Regions from separate parts of the Homo sapiens genome. Here region 2 is linked to region 1. Evidence: chromatin loops called from intact Hi-C (ENCODE). Cell type or tissue: dorsolateral prefrontal cortex. All regions are shown on one strand. Each heading gives the region's core, and the rest is flanking DNA. Links, peaks and the distances in the headings are about the cores only. Region 1 has its middle 52 kb from the start of MVK. Region 2 overlaps FAM222A (family with sequence similarity 222 member A).

Region 1 (8,319 bases), core at 30-8,029:
TATTAAAATACTCTTTCCTTTTTGAGCCAAATATCTGTGTGAAGCCAGATATTCTTCCCACACTTAAACCAAAACATGTTGCAACAAGCTGAATGCAAAAGCACATATGAGAATCCAGCTGTGTTCTATTAAGCCAGTCATTACAGAGATTTGCAAAAATGTTAAACAATAAATGAATTCCCATTTTATGGGTGCTGAAACTGGGGCTTAGAAAGTGGCAGAGCTGTGCCTTGGATCAAATCCCTTTCTCTGCTGTGCCTCAGTCTCCCCATCTGGTCGCCGACCTAGAAGCTGATGAGCAAAGGTCTTCTCACATCTCCTGCCCAGGCATCAGTGCCAGGCTCTGGCCCCTTGGCCCTCTTCCCCACCTGCTGCCCAAGGTGGGCGGGGTCCAGGCCCTGGGAGGCTGGTGGCCAGCCTCACGTCCCCAGGCCTGGCAAGGAGATGACCAGGGTCGTTTGCAGTAATGAATTGCGGACGGGTGGCGGCCGGGTGAAGGAGTGCGCCGGCCATGGCCCGTAATGCCTCACACGCCAGGTCTGGCACGGGTAATTTACTGCCACCGACAATAACATATTTCACTTCCCGTCGCCCCAATGAAGATTAGTTGTGTTTGCAAGTGGCTGAGTACACAGTCAATTCCGCTTAAACGTTTACAGTCAACTGAGCACAGATAATGCCCCCTCCGAACATGTATCTGTGCCTCCTGCAGCTCGGGGAGGGGCTCAGAGCAGAGGAAGGGGGTCCCCGCCCCAGGAAGGGACTGCAGCTGCTGCTTCACCGAGACCCAGGCTGTATAGTGGGAGGGATTTGGGAGCCGGGGGTTGGGCTGAGATCTATAGCTTCCTTTGATGCCCCCCTCCCCCACCTCTTTTCAGATTGTCCTTTAAAATCATTCATTCAACAAACACTTTGCTAAGGACCTCTGTATAGCCTTTAGGTACAGGGAGAATTCAAAGCCATGATTATATTTGATTCTAGCGACATCCTAGGAGGCATATTTGCTCTCCAGTTTCCAAAAGAAGGGAAGTTAAGGCTCAGGGAGGCTCAATAGCTTTCCCAAGGTCACATAGCTGGTGCCATGCAGAGTCAGGATTTGAACCCAGGCCTGATGGGGTTTCTGAGTCTCATATTATTCCTAGTGGTCCTGATTGTACAAGCTTGAGCCCTGGCCTGGGCTAGATTGTCTGCCCTGTCCAACAATGGCCCCACAGCTGCTAGAGGAACTCTAGATTCATATTCCCTGTGCACCTATATTTGGGTTGACCAGTAGACTCTGGTTTGGAATCCCTGGGTCAGGTAGGGGGTCCTATGGCAGGGCTGGGGTGCTTTGAGCCTGAAGTCATTTAAGCCTGGACAGAGGAGGGAGGCCTGGAATTTTTCTTGTCAGGTGAAGGAGTTTGCTCCTGAGAAGCAGGCTTCTTTTCTTTTTTTTTCTTTTTCCTTTTTTCTTCTTTTTTTCTTTCTTTCTTTTCCTTTTTTTTTTTTTGACAGGGTCTTACTCTATCACCTAGGCTGGAGTGCATTGAGGCAGTCATGGCTCACTGCAGCCTCAACCTCCTAGGCTCAGGTGGTCCTCCCACCTCAGCCTCCCAAGTAGCTGGGACCACAGGTGCACACCATCATCCCCAGCTAATTTTTTTTTTCTTTTTGAGATGAAGTCTCACTCTGTTGCCCAGGTTGGAGTGCAGTGGTGCCATCTTGGCTCACTGCAACCTCCGCCTCCTGAGTTCAAGCCATTCTCCTGCCTCAGCCTCCCGAGTAGCTGGGACTACAGGCGCCCACCACCATGCCCAGCTAATTTTTATATTTTTTGTAGAGACTGGATTTCCCCATGTTGCCCAGGCTGGTCTGGAACTACTCCTGGACTCAAACAATCTGCTTACATCAGCCTCCCAAAGTCCTCCCAGGTGTGAGCCACCATGCCTGGCCAACAAACAGGCTTCTTTTTTTTTTTTTTTTTTTTCCTGAGACAAAGTCTCATTCTGTTGCCTAGGCTGGAGTGCAGTGGCACCGTCTCAGCTCACCACAACCTCCGCCTCCCAGGTTCAAGTGATTCTTCTGCCTCAGCCTCCCGAGTAGCTGGGATTACAGGTACCCACCACTTACGCCCAGTTAATTTTGTATATTTAGTAGAGATGGGGTTTCACCATGTTGGCCAGGATGGTCTCAAACTCCTGACCTCAAGTGATCCACCTACCTTGGCCTCCCAAAGTGCTTTGATTACAAGTGTGAGCCACCGCACCCAGCCCAAACAGGTTTCTTGATGAGGGTTGCCCAGTCCAGTCCTGGGGCCCAGCTCCCCACCAGACCTACCCCTGACACTTGCAGGGTCTAGAGTTGGTATGCATGGAGGCCCTGGCCCCAGGCCACCCAGCCCTGTCTTCCCAACATGGGCTGCAGCCAGGACTGGAAAGACCTTGCTTACATATATGTAGATGCCAGCCCACCAGGCCCAGCTCCAGACACACCCACCCCCTGAAACGGCTGCCCCTTGGCCAAGAGGCCTACTCTTACTGGTGGCAGATTTGTCCTGGGAGCATGGACCTTGGATGGGCTTAGGGAAGGGCCCCTCCAGGCCACAGAAGGGGGCTGAGGGCTGTTGGAGAAGGGGATTCCAGGATCTCAGCTTCTGGATTCGGTCAGGAGAGGGGCAGGCCCCCGGTGGGCACGTCCCCTGTGGGAGGGGGCTCAGCTGAGTCCTCTAAGTAGCAAGCAGGTAGTCCAGGTCCAAGGTGATGCCATCTCCAAGCTATCCTTGCTCATGGCCAGGGGGGTGTTGGGGAGGCCGAGGGGGTGATCTTGGGCCCCTCCATTCCACACCGCTCCCTATCCAAGGCCAGCCTCTGAAGTCCCTGAGGGGCTTCCATGCCATGGTGACCTCGCCGGCACTGCCCGTCCAAGGCCTGCTATGGAGAAGCAGAGACCCGCTGTGCCTCACCCTGAGGCTGGGCCTTCCATCGCCAGAATCCCACTGCAAATGTCAGACTTTCATGTCTCACTGAAGCCCCGTTACCTGGCAGGTGGCCATTCTCTCAGGGAGGAGCTGTGACTCAGAGAAGGGAGGGTACACATGGGGGAGGGAGGGGCCAGGGCCCAACTTCAGGTCTGCGTCCCCAGGGGAGGTCCCGGCCCTCTGCCCTGGACCTGTGGTGGGAGGGAGTGTGTGTGCGCACGTGTGTATGTGTGTGTATGTGCGTGTGCAGGTATGTGTGTGTCTGTGCATGTGTGCATGTGTATGTGTGTGTGTGTGTGCGTGTGTGTGGTCCTGGCCACACATGCACATGTGATAGGGTCCCACATGGTGTCACACTATGTCAGGGGCATCATGCCAGCAGATGCCGTGGGACACTGTCTACTGGGGTGACACTGTACCAGACACAATGTGTCTGTCCATGTCTGCGGACACTGCTGGGTGCCTCTGTTGTCTGTGATGCAGTTTATCTGTGGCAGTGGGACACTGTCCAGTTGACCCTGGCGGGTGGATGGGCATTGCTTACCTGTGTCTGTGCCACTGTCTGCTGCTGCTGTCCTGCAGACACTCTCTTCTCTATCTGTTTGGGACTCCGTGTGTATCTCTGTAACACTGTGGATGTGTCTGCAAGGCACGGTCCAGGTGACCCTGTGAGTGAATGGAGACACTGTCCCAGGACACTGTAAATCAGACTGTGTGTGACACTTCCCCTAGGAGCCTGGACAGTCAATGTGACACTATCTGTCTCTGTGACATCATCCGGGTGGCCTGTGTGTGTCTCCGTGACACCAGCCAGATGGCCTTGCTGGATCCCTGTGGCACTCTCCCCTTGTGACTGTAACTGTGTGCCAAGGCTTGAGACACCCTGCTGGACACTGGCTGCTGGTGACTGCTGGACTCATCCTTGAGTCTCTGAGTCATCCAGGCCACTCCCCTCATCCACCCAGATCCTGAGAAGAGGACTTGCGGCAGCAGAAATCACCACAGAGACCTTAGCCCTCAGTGACCACAGACCAGGGTGCCCACTGCTGGACGGATCTGACACCCGTGGTCTTGTCCACCCTCCTGCCTCCCCACACGGGTGCATCTGTCACCCTAAGCCCTCTCTGTCCTCAGGGGCAGCAGTGGCAGGGCCTTTCATCCTGGACTGGACCCCACCCAGCCATTTCCAAATCTGGGAGCCTCTCCGGGGCTCCCAGGGCACAGCACCTGTCCACCTATTGAGCCCCTACAATGGGCCGAAACTGTTCGGACACTGGGGTGCAGTCAAGTCCCTGCCCTTGCCAAGTACACCAGGAGCACCCCTCACGAGACCACCCTTGGATGCAGAGCCCCATCCAGCCCCCGCCCACCAGATGCCTAAAGCTCCGCTGAAGCCTCGTGTTCTGGAGGAAAAACAGCCTAGGACAGGAGTCGGTGAACCTGGCTGATGACTCCTTTGCTGTGTGACCCTTAGATAGCTTGCTGAACTTCTCTGGGCTAAGACCTGAGATGGCCTAAGGAAGGGCTTTGATGGTTGGGAAGTGCAGTAGAAAAAGCAGAATGCCCTGCACTGGCACAGACTCCTTGGTGCTCAGAGGCCGCTGCTTCTCTTAGAACAGCCTCTGAGTCAAGTGCTGTACATGCCTTGTCTCCTCCGAGCCAAGCCCTCTTTGATTTCCACTTTGCAGATGCGGAAATAGGTTCAGAGAAGGCAAATGGCTTGCGTGGAGGCCCCACAGATGACAGAGCTAGGACCAAACCCATACTCGGAATAACCTCTAAGCTGCCCACTGTGGTCTCCAATATGGAGGAGGCATGGCAGAAATTATCTTCCCCTTTTACAGACGGGGGAACTGAGGCTTGGAGAGGGAATGTGATGTTTGGGGGTTTCTGGACTCCCCAGCCAGTGCTCCCCCACCCCTCCCTAATCCCTCTACCATCCTGAGTGCAAAGCACAATGATTATGGTGAGGGGAGGGTTGGGCAGGAGGAGAGAGCCTGTTGGGGACAAAGGATCCCTGTGGCCACACAATGGTGACAATCAAAGCCAGATGACAGGCACTGGGCTCCGGAGCAGCTTGGAACCCACCTGCAGCTTCCTCCAGACAATGGGGTGCCTGTGTTCCTGGGAGGGGCACAATAGCCCCCTGTGTTTGGGGGCCTGCCTCTCCCTGCACCACTCTGGGGGCAGGAGACGGTCATGGCAGCCTCGCCTAGGAGCCAGGTGGGAGGGGCTGGGTAAGCCCCCACATGGTGGAGGCAGGAAAGCGGGAACAGGCAGCCCACCCGCCTGGTATGGTTTGGAAGATCTCTCTTCTCTGACCCAAACACCTCACCAACAACAGCCTGTCACCATGCCTAGAAGTGTGCAACTAGCTCTCCAGTCCGTTGCCTTTGGAGAATCAATTTACACATCTCAGAGCCTCAGTTTCTTCATCTGTAAAATGGAACCGATAGACCTTAGTTGGCAGAAGTGCCATGAAAATTCAATGAGAGAGGCACATTGAGTGACACACAGTAATGGCTTGATAGTAATGGCTTGAGATGAGTTAGTTCCTTTTCAGGATGGATGGATGGATGGACAGAATAGATGAGTGGAAGGATGGGTATGAGGTGAGGGCCTGGGTAGCAACTGGAAGGATGAATGACAGATGGAATAATGGCTGCGGTGATCAGGGAAGGCTTCCAGGAGGAGGCAGACAGGCAGAGAGGAGGGTACTCCAATTCCCTAGCTCCTGGCCTGGATCCTCACACAGAGCAGGTGCTCAGATAACCTTTCTTTTTCTTTTTTTTTTTTTTTGAACACTCTGTCACCCAGGCTGGAGTGCAGGGGCACGATCTCGGCTCACTGCAACTTCCGCCTCCCAGGTTCAAACGACTCTCCTGTCTCAGCCTCCCAAATAGCTGGGACCACAGGTATGCACCACCACTTCTGGCTAATTTTTATATTTTTAGTAGGGACGGGGTTTCACCATGTTAGCCAGGCTGGTCTCGAACTCCTGACCTCAAGTGATCCACCCGCCTCAGCCTCCCAAAGTGCTGGGATTACAGGTGTGAGCCACTGCGCCTGGCCCAGAGAACACTTGTTGAGTGAATGTGTGATGTGCTGCCAACAGGGCCCCTCTCCTTGGATCCCAGGTCTGTGCTGATCAGGCGCTGGGGTTTGTCTGTCCCTCACCAAGGCCCTTCCAGGGGACAGGACAAGGACTCCAGTCCCTCTCTGTGCTGGGGAGAGGTGGCAAAGGCACGAGACTTGGCATCACGTGGTCCCAGCACCAAGTTCCAGCTCCACCTCTTCCTGGCTGTGTGACTTTGGGCCAATCCCTTTCCCTCTCTGAGCCTCAGCTGCTTCTACTCTGTAAACTCGGTGTATCATCCTGACCTCACCCTGGTGTCATGGGCAGCGAGAGGTGATAGAGATGGGTGTCTCCAGTGCACAGCAGGTTCACAGTCTGGCTGCAGCGCAATGGCCGTGAAGGGCTCAGGGCCCAGAGTCAAGACCTGAGTCATGGCCTCTGGAATCCTAACATCCCCCTAACTTCTGTCCTCCAGCCCCTGAACCTTGAAGGGGTCGATGGGACATTTCATAATTTAAAGAGACCAAGCAAGAGACTCTCGAACCACAGCCGCCTCTTAATGGAATTGCTGAAAAGGGCTTTTTAATTAAAAATAAGAAGTTTGGGACAGGTTCATATCCATAATTCAGGACCCTGGCACTGCCACCTCCCGTGATTTCATTTCCCTATATTTATGTCTCTCTCTCGCAGAGATCTATATTATTAAAATCCTGCATGAAAAATGGGCTCAGCTTTTCAGGTGGAGTTGTAAATATTTACCCTTCCTAATGCAGGTCCCCCCACCTCTGTCTCAGGAAGCTTAGGGGCTTTTAAATGCAGCTTAAGCATCCCAGAGATGTCTCATTAAAATTTAGTCTTGCTTTTCCTTCTGCTTTGTTTAGCACCTACAGAGCAAGGGAGAGTGGCTGGGAGGGGGCCAGGGAGGTGATGGGGGTAGGGTCAGGGGACCCTAGCTAGGTGGGCCTGGAGACCCCTGCAGAATCTCCAGAGCCCCAGCCCAGAGAAGAGCCTACAGGGCAGGGGAAGTGCCCGGAGCTGGCTCTTCCTCGGGGAAGGTCATGTCTGCAGTGTTGGCTGTGCTGGCCATGGGCTGTTCCATGTCGCCCCCTTTCAGCCCCCACCTCACAGAGCCTGGGGGGCTTCCTGAGTCACTCCCTTCCCTCCCTCCCTCTCTCTCTTCCTCTCTCTCTCTTTCTTTTTCTTTCTTTCTTTCTCTTTCCCCTTTTTCTTTCTTTTCTCTCTGTTTCTCTCTCTACCCTCTTTTCTTTCTCTTCTTTCTTTCTCTTTCTTTTTTCTTTCCTTCTTTCGTTCCTTCCTTCCCTTTCTTTCTTTTCTTTCTTTTTCTTTCTTTTTTCTCCCTTCCTTTTTCTTTCTTTCTTTCTTTCTTTCTTTCTTTCTTTCTTTCTTTCTTTCTTTCTTTCTTTCTTTCTTTTTCTTTCTTTCCTTCCTTCCTTTCTTCCTTCCTTCCTTCCTTCCGTTTCTTTCTTTGTCTCTCTCTCTTTTTCTTTCTCTCTCTCTCTCTCCAAGGTCTTGCCCTGTCTCCCAGGCTGGAGTGCAGTGGCACAAACACAACTTACTGCAGCCTCTATCTCCTAGGTTCAAGTGATCCTCCCACCTCAGCCTCCCAAGTAGCTGAGACTACAGGTGCCCACCATCACACCTCGCTAACTTTTTTAAAACTTCATTCATAGATACAGGGGGTCTTGCTATGTAGCCCAGGCTGTTCTCAAACTCTTGGCCTCAAGCCATCCTCCCACTTCTGCCTCCCACCTTCCCCCTTTCCTTCCTCTGAATTTGCCACACTCTCATGAGCCTCCAGGCCTTCATACCTGCGTGGAATACTGGAATAGTTTTCTGCCCAGAGTCACTTTACTTCTCCTTAGTTCCTTCGAGTCTCTGCCTGCACATCTGTTTCTTGGGAGAATGTCCAGGCCTTGGGCTGGGTTAGGGGCCCCTCCCTACATGCTTGCCTTGACAGTGGCAATGTCACAAGCGGCTGTCGTTTCCATCTTGCCACCACCCCCATCTATTGGCTTCCTGGAGATGGGGAGTGTTTCTTGCTCCCCACCATGTCCCCAGCACCGGCACAGGGTCTGGAAAGTCATAAGCCCTCAGCAAGGGGACATTCAATGAGGGTTGCACAACAGAGGAGAGTCAGGGATTTGCCCAGAGGGTCCTGGGTGACAGCTTTCCTAAACTGCTTTCCGGGCTGTGCCACGTGGCCCTGCCCAGCTCTGGTGGGTGATTCTGAAGGTCTGGGGTGGCCCCCAGCTCGGTTTTGCCCTGA
Region 2 (8,319 bases), core at 156-8,155, 100 kb after region 1:
CTGCAGAACACCTGCAGCAAGCCTCCCTGCACCTCCAGGGAGAATTCTTAACCCATTTTAGAGATGAGGGAACTGAGGCTTGGCTCAGCTAAGCAGAGTAGGGTCACGCACTTGTTGGGTGGCCGAGCTGGCATTCAGACCCAAGTCTGAAAGTTCACAGCCTGGGACAGGGCTGTAGGTGGCAGGCAGACAGGGGAGCCCTCCCAGAAAAGATGTCATTTTTTTGGAGGCTTTAAAGGCTGGTGGGCTTCTGACGGGCAGAGCCAGGAAGGGTGAACGTCCGGGTGGAGGGAACAGCATGAGAGGCAGCTCAGAGGCAGGCAGGTGAGAGTGTTTACTAAGGGAGCAGTGTGTAACCAGATGTGGCTAGAATGTGGAGAGAGAGGACTGTGGAAGGAGCCAGGGCTGGCCTGGATGTTTGGACTTTGCTTTCCCATAGTAGGGAGCTCTGGCAGCTCTTTCAGCAGAGTAACAGTGAGGTCCCGTCTAAGAGTACTTATTCAACAGCTCTGTGAATCCTGGGTGAGGTTGCTTGGGGGGCTACCTTCAGTCTACTAGAAGCTTTGGCCTAGAACAGTGCCTAGTGCACAGTAGGTAGACATCCAAGAAGTATTGATTGAATGAATAAATGAATGAAGACTCCCCGGACTAAAATGCTCCTGACCTCCCCAGGGGCCCAGCTGCAAGGAGGGGAGAGACCAGAGTCCTCCTCTCCAGGCAAAGTTGAACACCAGGCCTGGCAGTGACGGGCAGGAGAAGGGGCCAGGCAGGTACCTGGGACAGGGCTTCCCCTTCACCACTCCCCTACCCTGCTGCCTGTCCCCAGGACCCCTCCTAGACCTTCCTGCTGGGCTGTCTGCACCTTTCGAGCCACACCTGGCGGGCAGTGTGGGCCCAGCGCTTGGGGGGATGAAAGATGAAGGTTCGTGACCATTTTTTAACTCAATAAAGGGAGAGACAAGCTGCAGGCTGCAGGCCGGAGATATAATTAGTTCACAGCAGTGGCGCTTTCTTGATTTAGCTTCTGAGAGAACAAGACAAGGATGTTATACCCAATTAGCAGTAACATCCAGTCGGAGCCTCAATAGGTGAGATAACAAGCTATTTTTATGACTTTTCTTTCCCAGCTTGGAGGGAGCGGGTGGGGGGGGGAGGGGGTATCAGGGCCTTATTTCTTTTCATCAGGGAACAATTATTAGCGATCTCAGGATTTCCCAAAGCCAAATGATGCATTTGTTAACCCAAACATGCAAGCATCCCAGGGTAGCAGCAGGGGTGGCAAGCTGGCATTTTGAGCCCGGGGTGGATGGGAGGGGTGCAGGCCACTAGCCTCTATTCTGGAAGCCCTCTGAAAAGGTTCCCAAATGTGGGCAGCAGAAGCGCAGGCCCTTGAGATATTCTTAGTATTTGCCTTGATTTCCCTACCTGCGTTCAAAGGGACATAAGGAGGCCAGGCCAGTTTCCCTGGGGATGAGGAAGGAGCCAGTTTTGGCCCTTGGCAGCCCTTCTTGGCACCACTGTAGATTCTTTCTGCCAACTAGGCCGGAGGTTCTGGCACCTCAGTCTTGAACCTGCCATTGCACTTTGCCCACCCAACCCCCATTATGGTTCGCCCCACCCAGCCACCCTTCTCCTGTCCTGGGTCCCGGGCCCAGTCCCTGGCAGGGCCAGACTGGTGATTAGCTCCTTTCTCTCCATCATTAGACCCGCAGTCAGGGCACCCAGCACTGGCCAAGTCCCTACTGGGCAGGGAAGCCCTGCCAAGCCCCACCCCAGCTGCCTGGCTGTGCTCCCACTCCTGGCGAAGGCTGGGGGATGCCCGGAGAGGGAGCTGGCAGGGCTGCTGTGATGCCGCATCGCATCGGCCTGGGCCCCAAGCCCAGAGCAGGTTCCTGGGCCTCCGCCCCTCCTCCTGAATCTTGTCCCGCCCTGTCCCACGTCCCATCTTCCTGTCAGTGTGGAGCTCCCCACTCCCGGTTCAGACAACTGACAAATCCAGCCATGCAAAGTGGGAGTTTAATTGCAAACAGTTTTTACGGATCATGGGCCCATCTGTGCCACCATATGCAAAAGAGAAAAAAAAATCCCCTTTTTTTTTCTCCCCACCCCACAAACTACAAAAGAAACAATTGCCAAGGTTTTTCTAGCTGGAAGCAAGCACAGAGCTGGGACCCATCCCCGGGGGCTTCCTGCAGGGTGGTCCTGGCAAGGCCAGATAGGGCAGAGATGAGAGAATTCCAGGGGACCCACCCAGAAGTTGAGATCTGACTGCAGAGAGGCTGTGACAGCCTCAGCAAACTGCTGGCAGCTCCTGAACCCACTGAGATCTCTCACAGCTCTGGGCCTTGGCACGTGCCATGCCATGGTTCAAGTACCAGGTCCTGGCCTTTTCCAGCTACCTGGCTGACACTATGCATGGCCTGTGAGACAGGGCTTGGTGTGGAGTGGGCATTGCACAGTGTTCATGGAAACATGTGAAAGAGCCGTGTCACGGGGCCCCAAGGACGAGGCGCCTTCTGTCCCCTTCCTACCCAAGAAATGCAACTCCAGGAGGCTGGGGCTGACCAGGCCTCACAGACTCCCTTCTTCCCAGTGGTGCCTCTTGCCCTGGTGCCCAGCCTGGCTCTGCCGATGAATGCCACCCAAGATGTAAAGGACATTGGGCGCCAGCAGCCCACCCTCCTCGGGCCCTCAGATGAGGCTTCCCCCGGGGCCTGCGTGAGCTTCTGAGAGGACTCACCTGAAGCAACCTGCCAGGGTTCGATTCTCATGCCACCCCATCCTAGCTGGGTCACTTCAAACTGTCGGTCCTCCCTCTCTGTGCCTCAGTTTCTTCCTCTGTAAAATGGGAGTGCTGGACGTAAAGTGCTTCTCTGCTTGTCATCTCTCTTCCCTTGTGAGGTGGGGGTGAGGGTCCTTTGCTTTGTACACTAATGTCTTCCCAAGTTTCTAATTGGAACACCCAATGTTGAATGAATGAATGAACGAGTGAGTGAAGGAATGCATGAGGGAGGTATTTGGAGGGCTTTCCGGAGAGGAAATGGGACACAGGCACTTGGCTTGCCAGGAATTCAGGATTTTTAGTCCCTTTCTTGTTGGCATCCGGAAACCACCGTGCAATCTATGGGAATGATGAACTCCATTCTACAGGTGGGGGAAACTGAGGCTCAGAGAGATTGAGGGACTCTCCCAAGGCCATATAGCTGAAAAGAGGCCAGAGCTGGGACTGGAACCCTGGGCTGAGCAACTCCAGCTGGCCAAGTCCCTGCCCCTCAGGTGAGGAGAGTCCAGCCCAGAGCTGGGAAGGAGCTTGGCCAAGGTTACACAGCAAGAAAATAGCAGCCAGCATTTGTGGGGCACTTCCTACCCCCATTTTACAGATATACTGTGTGCTGTGCTAGGCCCTCCCTGAATCCTCACCAGACCTTGCGCAGTGAGTGCTATGGTCCTTCTCACAGATGAGTAAACTGAGGCTCAGAGAGGCAAAGGTACTCACCCGAGGTCACCGAGGTACTCCAGCCTCAGAGCCAGGCCAGCCAAGTCCTGCTTGCTCTTCTCTCTTCTCCCTCTCCCTCCCCCTCCCTCCCCTAGGTCTGCACCCTGTGGGTTCCCTATGCGCCTTACCAACTGTGTGTGCCAGCAGCCGGGCCCCGAGCGGGGGTTCCAGTGTCCAAGGCTAGGCACCTTGCACAGCCCTCTTGCAGCAGGTAGCAGGGGAAAGTGGGACGCAGGAAACATCCCCATTTCCTGGGACCCAGGTGAGACCAGGCCAGGCACCAGGCAGCCCATTCCCGGCCTGTAGTGATTACCAGCTCCCATTGTAATCATTAAAACTATTAGAAGGAAACGTTTGCTTGAAGCAAATGTCAGGCGCCAAGTTGTGCTTTGTAAACGCTCACAATTAATGCCAATCAGGCCCGGAAAAAAGCCGGCCCGGAATCCTGTCTGTTTCGTCTCATTTGTCAGCTGGTGCTGCTCCATGTTGCACATTTTCATACAATTGCTATAAACATAAAAGGGAAACTCCACAGTGTTCCCGGGCGCCCGGATGGTGCGCGCCGGCTTAATTACTTGGTATTCTGCTGTTCATTTGGCCGCCCTGAGCTGGTGGGAGAGAGAAAGGGGGACTTTGTGTAGCAGGGCGAGGGTTGCTGGGGGTCAGCCAGGGAGATGGGTCAGGCTGCTGGCCTGGGCCTCCTGCCCCGTTCTCTGTAGGCTGTGTGACCCACAAGCTAAGCTGGGAAACAAGAAAAAATTGCTAAAAAAAAAAAAAAAAAAAAAAGTTGGCAAAACCTTCAAGTAGAAAAGGGATTCAGAGTCCACCAGACTTGGTTTCAAATCCCTGTTCCCTCTCCTAGAATAGCTCATCAGGTTTATGGTCCACCTCCTGCATGCCAAGCATGGGGCCTCAGTTTTCCTCATCTGTGAGTTGAGGGTAACAGCCCAGCGGTCAGGATTTCAAGCCTGCTGGGGCCTGGGGACATCATGGTTTGGTTTTGTTTTCCCATTTGGTTGCTGCACAGACCCTGTGAGGGTGAGCTGCCCCTCTTAGCAGAGTGTGAGGGCCACAGTCCCACAGCAGGAAGTGGTGGAGCCAGGATTTGGCCCCAGATCACTGGCTGCAGAGCCTGTAACCATTGTACCATCCTCCCGCACCCACCCCGGGCAGCCATGGGGCTGAAAGAAGATGTGATGTCTACAGGTCCCAGCACGCAGTAGGTGTTTGGTAAACAGTGGCTGCTGTCTGCCCACTGCCTGGAGATGGTCAGGAGCAGCAGGGGGGCTCAGGCCTGGCTTGATGGTCAGCACCAACGGGATGTGGACCTTGCCGGGTGGAGGGTGAGAATGGAGTGGTCTAGAAGCAGGTGCTGTTCCCGCTTCCCTAGGGGCCTGGGTCCGCCTGGCTTCCAGGGTGGGACTTAGGAGGGAGATGCTGAGAACATGCCTGGCCAGGCCCCAGGGGACTCCCGCCAACCCCCATCCGCCCTTGCCTTGCACCTGGCTCTGAGGTGCTGGGTGTGGTTGTGCACTAGGCCCCATGTTGTCTCACCAGACCTCTGACAGTCCAAAAAGTTGGGTGTGCTATCGTCATGGTCCCCATTGTACAGATGAGGAAGCAGAGGTCCAAGCTGACCCAAGGTGGCCGGGCTGGGAGGTGGGGATGCTGAAGCCGGCTCCTGCCCAGGTTCCTCGTTCCCAAGTCTCTTGTGCCCTCCTAGCCCCCTCCCTGTAGAGACTGGACGCGGCCCTGCCACACCTTACACCCCCTCCCCAGGGCCCTTTTGAGCTCTCCAGCTCTCTGTGGTCGGGGTCTTCTGAGGCCAGGCTGGGACACACTGGCCTTTGTGTGAGCTTGAGCCGGGCCGGGCGGCCAGCAGAGTGGGGAGAGGGCGGTGCAGCCTGGCCGGCCAGGGACAAATGCTCAGAGCGGGAATAGAGGCCCTTTTGTGTGCCTCTCGGAGGGGGAGGGGGTGCTGCCAGCTGCCATCCCGTGTGACTGTGGAGGCCTGAGCCCTCCACAGAGGTTTGGCCGACACCTCCAGGGGACTGGCCAGGGAGCCTGTCATCATCAGCTCTGCCTCCTTCTCTGACTATTTTGTGTCTTGCTCTTGTTTCCTGGGGGTCCTTGGCTGCTAGAGGAGCCAAGGCAGCCATTAACCTGGTTTGCTGTGGGCCTGCTGTGTGCCAGCCCTGAGCCCAACACTCCAGCCACCCTTCAGGCAAGGGGCGGTAGTCTCATGTTTCAGATGCAGACACTGAGGTTCACGGAGGACAGGCAACTTGCCACGCTGGCACGTGGTCATGGGGTGGGGATGTGGCCGACTCTAAAGCTTTCTCTGTCTGTAGAGTTGCCCTTTGTGTCATGCCCTGGGGTCCAGGTTTGCAGCTTAAGGTGCTCACTCCCCAGGGTAGGCTAGGGGAAGAGCAGAGATAGGTGCTGGGGACTGGGCCTCCAGGTGTACCCCACCACCAAAGTCCTGGGTGAAAACCAGCAGGAAGTCTTCAGGTGTCTCTGTTCCCTGAGGGACATTCTGTCCCTCAATCGTGGCGGGACTCTGGGCTAGTGGCTGCAGGGCATTCATAAACAAGCCCAGGGCCCTGTTGAGGGCCACCATACCTGTTCAACCCGCTCTGAGCCTCGATCTCCTTAACTGAGAAATGGAAATGAAAGAGAACCCGCCCCAGGGGCACTGGGGGAAGATGTAGTGCCAGGACCTGAGTAAAGTGCTGAGCTTGGTACCTAAGCACACTCGGGCCACACAAGCATAGGCTGGGGTTTCCCAGCATTCCTGCTGCCTCCTGGGAGGGGAAGAATATGAGCTACAGCAGTGGGTGGGTCGTGGGTGTTGAAGTCTCTCCCAGGAGCATAATCATGCACCAGGGACTGTCCCACTGGGTCCCTGCCACAGCCCACTTTACATGTAAGCAGTGTGAGGATCAGAGAGCTAAGGTGACTCGTCAGGGGTCCCAGGGTCCCAGGGTCCCAAAGAGATAACACGGGGATTGTGGCTTCTGGTGAGGCCCAGCCCTTAGTCTCTTCCTAATCCCCACTTTGCCTCGTCTGTAGAAGGCCACTATAGACACGGAGTCCCTTTTCTATGAACCCAGCCCCGTGGGAGAGCAGAGCCATGCAGGATGCCCTCAAAGGCCACTTGGCCTCCTGCAGCATATTCCAGCCACCTGGGATGGGCTTGCACCTGCCAGGCCGTACCTTCCTCTGTGCCTTTGCTCAGACTGGGGCATCTGCCAGGTGTACCCTCACCATCTGCAGGGCTAAGAGTCTGGTACCTGCTCACCTCCAGAGCCCCACCCAAGCCCTTTTCACCAATCTCCCATCTCTTCGTGCACAGTGTGGCACATGGTAGGCGTTCAGTGAAGTTGGAACCAAAGATCCAGTCCAGCCCTCAGAGACCTGGTTCCCACCTAGCAGGAGAGACAGACACAAACAGGTCAGTGACAGGGCTACACATCCAAGGATGGAATCAAGTGCGGGACGCCCACAGAGCAGGGAGCTCCCGTTCCATCTCTAAGACTAACCGAACCCCTACTATGCTCCTGAAAACTCTGCCATCTCCTTTCAGTCTTCCCAGGGCAAGGCAGTGGGGTTACAGGTAAAAAAAAAAAAGAGGCTCAGACAGCCAGGTACTGACAGGTCACATGGCTGCCCAGGACACCTTGGCCATTCCAACTCCAAAGTCCCACTCCTTCTCCAGGGTGGAAAACTCAGGTACCCGGGGACCATGCAGGTAACATGAGGAGCAAAGCCATTGCAGCCACCCTCAGGACACATCAGCCCAGGGGTTCCAGCACTGCCAGGTTTGGGTTTTTCCCCCAAGAGAAAGCAGACAATAAGAATTTTAGGTAGAATTCTAGTTTTTCTTTTGGACATTGGCAAACACATCATAAGTTTTTAAATGCAGCAAACAGGGCAAAGAAAAAAAGGTGTGGGCTGATTTGCACCCTTTAATGACCCTGTATTGTCTGGGTGAGGGGCATGCTGGGGGGTCTCAGGACGGCTTGCCTTCCCCATCCCCGGCCAGCAAGAGCCCCCGGAACCCAGTGGCATCTCCCTGAGCCCCTCAAGACACCCCCAGCCAGCGCCTTCACCGCCAGAGGCAGGAGGCAGGGCCTGAGCCCCACGAGGGCACCACCCAAATAGCTATAATCAGCAGCCTCGCCAAGACTTCAAACTCACCCAATTATCCTGCAAGGGAAAAAAAACACAAAATGAAAACAAATTAACATGTTTGCATAGAAGCCGCTGCAGCAACACACACAGACGCGCGCACGCATGCACATGCTGGCGCATGCCCCAGCAAGGCTGGGAGACGGCGCCGCCACCCCCGCTCCCTGGGCCTGGCACCCACCTGGACCAAAATACGGGAACAGGCCCAGCAGCCAGCTTGTCCCCAAACCTGACTGGGCACTGACTCCCTCCACCAGCTTTCAGTTTTTCTTCTTTTCGATTTAATAAACACATACAATTCATTGTGTGCCAAAATGCCACTGCACCAATCTGTGAGGCAGATATATTATGAGCCCCTTTCTACAGATGGGGCAGCTAGCTGACCTGCCTGAGGCTGCACAGCTAGCACGTAGGGGAGCCAGCTGGGGCTTGAACCCAGACAGGCCACTTCCAAAGTCCCTGCCATGACCACCGCGCCTTCTCTGTGGCTCCTTCTTGCCTGTGGGTGGTGTGCCAAGGCCTCAGTCTGCCTTCGAGGTCCCTCCTAACCCCTGTGGCCTGCGTCCACTCTTCCCTTGCCCACGCCACCCAAACGGCCCACCCTTACCCTACAGGCTGGCTCTCCTCCTTAC

Evidence for each region. A loop is a pair of places that touch in the nucleus more often than their neighbours do. Peaks named below come from ENCODE experiments on the same cell type or tissue, not always from the same donor. Only the 100,000 strongest peaks of a DNase experiment are listed, where the experiment ranks them.
Region 2: a loop joins it to region 1, with 11 times the contacts of the local background. A loop is called at or near these places in 7 of 110 quality-filtered maps.

The regions. Positions count from the first base shown.
Region 1 is chr12:109,621,529-109,629,847 of GRCh38, forward strand. No RefSeq gene overlaps it. Among named protein-coding and RNA genes, the nearest start is that of MVK, 52 kb to the left of the region's middle. In dorsolateral prefrontal cortex, for the core only: CTCF peaks have their summits at 3,805 and 4,015 (motif pointing left); DNase peaks (open chromatin) are centred at 2,997, 3,330, 3,823, 5,043 and 2 weaker places; H3K4me3 peaks cover 334 bases; H3K27ac peaks cover 8,000 bases.
Region 2 is chr12:109,721,860-109,730,178 of GRCh38, forward strand. All of the region lies in intron 1 of FAM222A (family with sequence similarity 222 member A), which reads left to right. Among named protein-coding and RNA genes, the nearest start is that of FAM222A, 12 kb to the left of the region's middle. RefSeq lists an enhancer at 4,498-5,208. In dorsolateral prefrontal cortex, for the core only: CTCF peaks have their summits at 5,382 and 5,588; DNase peaks (open chromatin) are centred at 1,782, 4,082, 5,432 and 5,760; H3K4me3 peaks cover 6,617 bases; H3K27ac peaks cover 8,000 bases.